Regions from separate parts of the Homo sapiens genome. Here region 1 is linked to region 2. A link is an interaction called in ENCODE POLR2A ChIA-PET data of the cell type or tissue named here. Cell type or tissue: MCF 10A. All regions are shown on one strand. Links, peaks and the distances in the headings refer to the core of each region. The heading gives the core; the rest is flanking DNA. Region 1 overlaps UBR2 (ubiquitin protein ligase E3 component n-recognin 2). Region 2 has its middle 8.5 kb from the start of RPL7L1.

What was found. ChIA-PET counts read pairs that join two places held together with the same protein. Peaks named below come from ENCODE experiments on the same cell type or tissue, not always from the same donor. Only the 100,000 strongest peaks of a DNase experiment are listed, where the experiment ranks them.
Region 1: POLR2A ChIA-PET joins it to region 2 with 6 read pairs; 14 of 35 experiments call an interaction of 5 or more read pairs at or near these places.

What each region holds. Positions count from the first base shown.
Region 1 is chr6:42,691,200-42,694,114 of GRCh38, forward strand. It overlaps UBR2 (ubiquitin protein ligase E3 component n-recognin 2), which reads left to right. Exons shown (of 47, transcript NM_001363705.2): 47 at 1-2,306. Among named protein-coding and RNA genes, the nearest start is that of PRPH2, 30 kb to the right of the region's middle. In MCF 10A, for the core only: no CTCF peak of the experiment used is centred there; a DNase peak (open chromatin) is centred at 1,632.
Region 2 is chr6:42,869,654-42,872,568 of GRCh38, forward strand. No RefSeq gene overlaps it. Among named protein-coding and RNA genes, the nearest start is that of RPL7L1, 8.5 kb to the right of the region's middle. In MCF 10A, for the core only: no CTCF peak of the experiment used is centred there; no DNase peak of the experiment used is centred there.

The DNA of each region.
Region 1 (2,915 bases), core at 249-2,748, 180 kb before region 2:
TTGGATTTTTTTAACCCAGTTGGCTTTTTAAGAAAGAAAGAAGTTCTGCTGAATTTGGAAATAAATTCTTTATTTAAACTTTCCTTCCCAGTTTTATAGTTTCTGGTTCTGAGGACTGATGAAAATCATCTTCCATCAGCAGATTTTCTTGCACTGTTTGCTGTGCCCCTCAAATATAATGTCTTGGGTTTTAAGATCGAGCAAGGAGCTTCTCTTCCTAGATTGGATCCCAGCCCCTTTGTGGGGGTCTGACTGCATAGTCCCAGCCATTATGTGATATTTCACGTTATTGATGATAGTGAACCGTGGGTCCGAAGCTGACTCAACGGAGGCAGGGAACAAAGTCTCTGTGGTCTGTTGGGTCATACTTCCTGGTTCCACTGAGTGGCCCAACACTGGGACTGGGTTGGTGTCCCCTCTGCTGACAGGACCCTACTCCTAGGAGCAAAGTGGTTGATTTTGAAGGCAGTGTTCCCTTCTCTCCATTGACTATGAGAGAGTTGGGGGACACACATGCAGAAGAAGCCCGTGGGGAGAAGGTGGATTCCTGGTGTGCTGGCTGGTTTTTCAGGGCTGTTAGAGGTTTTTTTTTTTTCTTTTTTTTTTTATGGCAAGACTTTTGGCTTTGAGAAAACTCACTTAGAGGGCTTTCCAAAAACTTAGGATGGTCTAAAAAATTAGGATATTCTTTTAGAATTAGGAAGAAAAATTAGGATATTCTAAAAGAATATGGATTAAAAATTTAGGATATTCTTTTAGATATCCTAATATCTAGATGAGAGGCCTTCCTTCATAAGATCTGGTTGTTTGGGCTGTGGTTGGCATAAGTGATATTTATTTTGGCCTCTGTCACATCCAGTTTCTTGAGCTTTTAAGGTAAGCTTCTTTTGGCTTTTTTTCAGATGTTCACCAAGCTTAAGTTTAAAATAATAGGTATTCTAAAAGAGTATCCTAATTTTCTTATCTGTATTCTTTTAGAATACCCTAATGTTTCAGACAGTGATATTCTCTTGTTATTTCTAAGGCTAAATTGGCAGAGTATATCATCTAAAGCCAAACACTGAAGAAGGTGAGAACCCACTCCCACCCAGCCAGCATTTCCTGGAACAGACAAGCTGCTGCTTCCTTGCTGGCTCACTTAGTGCATTCCTGGGATGGTCTGGCACCCAGGCTTTTTATTCTTTTTGATCATTGTTCTTACTGAGGTGCCTTCCTAGAACAAGAGCCACTTACAAAATAGCTTATAATTATTATGTACCACACAACTACTATTGTTTGATGTATGACTGCTGAGAGCTTGAATACATGCAGAGAGTGACTGAAGACTTAGTAGAGGAATAAATTCTGAGCCTGTCTAAGGTGGGGCTAAGGAACAGATGAGTAATAAGAGGCTCTTGGATTTTTTTAACCAATGCAACTGACCCTTTCAATCAGTTTTCTTTGAATTACATCTACAAGTTTTGTTCCACTCAGCTACCAGTCAACTAGGCATGCTCCACAGTATCACAGGAAGAAGGTCAGAAATCTGGAACTGAAGCTAAAAGAAGTGAGGATGTAGAAGCCACATTCCTCTCCAAGGTAGTGTGTGAAAGAACCGCCCCCTCTTGACAGGAGGATGACCGTCGCCATTCTTGCGTGGGACTGACTCACCCAGCTGAGAGGAGGACCAATAGAAAGAAAATTCACATTTGAGTCCACCTCTCTCCCCCTTTTTCTGGCCTTCATTCATAAGATCTGGTTGTTTGGGCTGTAGGTGGCATAATTCATGTTTATTTTGGCCTCTGTCACATCCAGTTTCTTTAGCTTTTAAGGTAAGCTTCTTTTGGCTTTTTTTCATATGTTCACCAAGCTAAAATTTAAAATAATAAGACCAGGTTTCTCTCTGTACAAGTGGATTATAAACATTTTCACCAAATCATAACAATACTCCAGCTTTCCGGTCCGACTTCCTAGGAGCCTGGAGTTAGCAAAGGTTGTCTCTGGATTTCATTCTCTGAGAATATCACAGAGCCTGGGAGAAGATGAATTTACATGAAATTGCAACATACACACCTTTTTATTTTCTGGTGTTAAGCTAGTTGTCTTTCCTACCTTACAAATCATGTTAGTTTTATGATTTGTTCCGCATGTTTTATGTTTATTGTAGAAATGTTTATATAACATACGCTTTCCATATCAGGGAAAATCATATCTGTTTAATAAATTGGCTATAACTTTAATATCTGTGGACAACTTGTAAAATTTGGAATGTATCATATGTAAAAAGTTTAAAGATATCCAAATAAATGCTTTAGGTGTTGGCATTACTTTTGGTTAGCATATATCTTTCTGTTTCATTTTACACATTTACCTGCCACAGCAAGGTGCCCGTGTCACCTTGCTACAAATATAGTGGGATATCTGTATTAGCTTTAAATTTAAGAGGGTTATATTATTATGGCCACTAGCCAAACTATCTTGACCTTCTCAGAGAAAGTGTGATCATCATTTCAGCTGATTAAGTTTCATATTCATTAGCCATGACAGCGTGTGACCTTTGTGGACCATTTTGGAACTCAAATCACTGGGAAACAGGGCACTCCAAGACCTGTGTCTGGGTTTAAACTCTTGTTCATCCTTACCTGGTGATCTCAAGGTCCTTGTCCTTACACACTCCCCTAGTGTGCTGGCTGGTTTTTCAGGGCTGTTGGAGGTTTTTTTTTTCTTTTTTTTATGACCACTTCCTGCTTTTGAGAGAGAGACATAGAAAGGCAGCTACACTGTCTTCCTAGGGGAGTCATTGCCCATGAGAATTCTGTTTTTTTTGAAATCCTCTTGAGAGCATCAAACTAAAACAGCAAGGTTTCCATTGCACTCACCCTGCCTCCTGGTCAGTAACACTGCTCCCAGCCTACTGCCTTCACCACTCTTGTCTT
Region 2 (2,915 bases), core at 231-2,730:
CCTAATGTCAAGTTTCTCTTCTTGCTAAGGATAAATGTGTGTCCAGAATGACATTTTTGTCCCTCTTCAGGCCATTTACAATGGGAGTGCCCCAGGAATGAAGAGTTAGAAGGAAGGATCAGCCGGGTGTGTTGGCTCACACCTCTAATCCCATCACTTTGGGAGGCCGAGGCAGGCAGATCACCTGAGGTCGGGAGTTTGAGACCAGCCTGACCAACATGGAGAAATCCCATCTCTACTAAAAATACAAAATTAGCTGGGTGTGGTGGCGCATGCCTGTAATCCCAGCTACTTGGGAGGCTGAGGCAGGAGAATCACTTGAACCCAGGGAGAGGTGGGGGTTGTGGTGAGCCGAGATCGCGCCATTGCACTCCATCCTGGGCAACAAGAGCGAAACTCCATCTCAAATAAAAAAGGAAGGATCATCTGGTTGCTAGGTTAGGATCTGTCTCTGTTCCCTGGGGGCATGCCTGGAGGAAAGACAGGCATCTTCTCTTAGGATGGTTAAAACCCTCAGCTGTGTGTATGGGAGGACACATTCCAGGAAAGGGGCCCTAAGCACTTCCTGAGGCAGAGAAAGTTCCAAGTTAATTATTGGGGGAAAGGTAAGGGAAAATAAACCTTTACAGTGTGGGGGCACTGCAACAGCATTGCTCAGGCAGGGCTCTAGCTGTGCTGTACTGAAAGGGCTAGGCCCTGGGGTTCAGGGTCATGCCCTACTTGCAGCCTTGTGTGTGCTCTCCAAGACAGAGGAGGACCCGTTGGGTATCCAGCTGAAAATGATGATCATTAACCAACAATATTACTTGAGCAGTTGACTGTTGGCAGACACTGTGCCAGACATTGGGATATACAGATAATTCAGGCATGCTTTCTGCTTTCAAAGGGCTCACAGTATACAGGGGGAGCAACACACAGATATACATTACATTTGGGAACTGACTGGAGTTCAGGAGAGAAGAAAATAGGATGCTATAATTTTTCTGGGCTGGGCATGTGGCTCATGCCTGTAAGCCCAACGCTTTGGGAGTCTGAGGCAGGAGGACTGCTTGAGGCCAGGAGTTCAAGACAAGCCTGGGCAACACACAGTGAGACCTATCTCTACAAAAAAAATTAAAAATTAGCCAGGCATGGTGGCATATGCCTGTAGGCCCACCTACTCAGGAGGCTGAGGCCAGAGGATTGCTTAAGCCCAGTTCAAGGCTGCAGTGAGCCATGATCATGCCACTGGACTCAAGCCTGGGTCACAGAACAAGACCTTGTCTCAAAAAATAAAATTCTTCTGGACTGCCACAATAAATTGCACAGAGAGCTGTAAATTACATTTCCATGCCCTGGTTCTTAGTATTTTCCTGAGTTAAACTTGAGAAAAAAATATACCTTCTGCAGTAACAAAGATAAAAGACTTTATTTATTTATTTATTTATTTTCTGAGACGGAGGGAAATTTCCCTCTTGTTGCCCAGGCTGCAGTGCAATGGCGCAATCTCGACTCATCGCAACCTCTACCCCCAGGTTCAAGCGATTCTCCTACTTCAACCTCCCGAGTAGCTGGAATTACAGGCGCCTGCCACCATGCTGGCTAATTTTGTATTTGTAGTAGAGATGGGGTTTCTCCATGTTGGACAGGTTGGTCTCGAACTCCCGACCTCAGGTGAACGGCCTGCCTCGACTTCCCAAAGTGCTGAGATTACAGGCGTCAGCTACCACACCAAGACCTTTGTAATTAAATTGTTAATTATGTGGAGAAATCTGTTTCAGTGTATTCACAAATAGCAGGAGCACATATGTAGTATAAAGTGGATTCTGTAATATGAATTGCCTGTCTACGCTGCTGCAGGTAAAAGACCTTTATAAGAAACCCAGGCCGCGTGTGATGGCTCACGCCTGTAATCCCAGCACTTTGGAAGGCTGAGGCAGGTGGATTACCTGAGGTCCGGAGTTTGAGACCAGCCTGACCAATATGGTGAAACCCTGTCTCTACTAAAAATACAAAAATTAGCCAGGCGTGGTACACCTGTAGGCCCAGCTACTCGGGAGGCTGAGACAAGAGAATTGCTTGAACCCAGGAGGCGGGGTTGCAGTCAGTGAGCCGAGACCACACAACTGCACTCCAGCCTCCAGCCTGGGCAACAAAGTGAGACTCAGTCTCAAAAAAAAAAAAAAAAGAAACCCTCATCTGTATTACTCTTGGGTATGTGCTGGAGTCTGACCTTTGAAACCAATTGCAAAGGCAAGAAGATCCTTGGGAAAAAAATTACTTCTATGAAGGTCAAGGAAAGCAGTGCAACTGGGTGGGCAGAAAGTGCCTTTGGCAGCAGAATGTGGAAATTGGTTCTGGTATCTCATCTATCACATAATCATGTATCTTCATACAACTTAACTCTCAGTCACCGTGTCCTTGCCCATAAACTAAGAAGACTGGTCTTGGCCCTCTACTTCTTAGGGTGTAAAATGTGTTACTAAGGCCGGGTGCAGTGGCTCACACCTGTAATCCCAGTACTTAGGGAGGCTGAGAGGAGGGCTGATCACCTGAGATCAGGAGTTAGAGACAAGCCTGGCAAACAAGGTGAAACCTTGTCTCTGCTAAAAAAAAAAAAAATACAAAAATTATCCAGGCATGTTGGCGGGTACCTGTAATCCCAGCTAATCAGAAGGCTGAGGCTGGAGTATTGGTTGAACCCAGGAGGTGGAGATTGCAGTGAGCCAAGATCGTGCCACTGCACTCCAGCCTGAGTGACAGAGCAAGACTCTGTCTCCAAAAAAAAAAAAAAAAAAAAGGGTGTTACTGAAGACATGTAGACAGTAAAAAGAGCAGGGCCGGGCACAGTCACAGTGGCTCACGCGTGTAATCCCAGCAGTTTGGGAGGCCGAGGCGGGCAGACCACCTGAGGTCAGGAGTTCAAGACCAGCCTG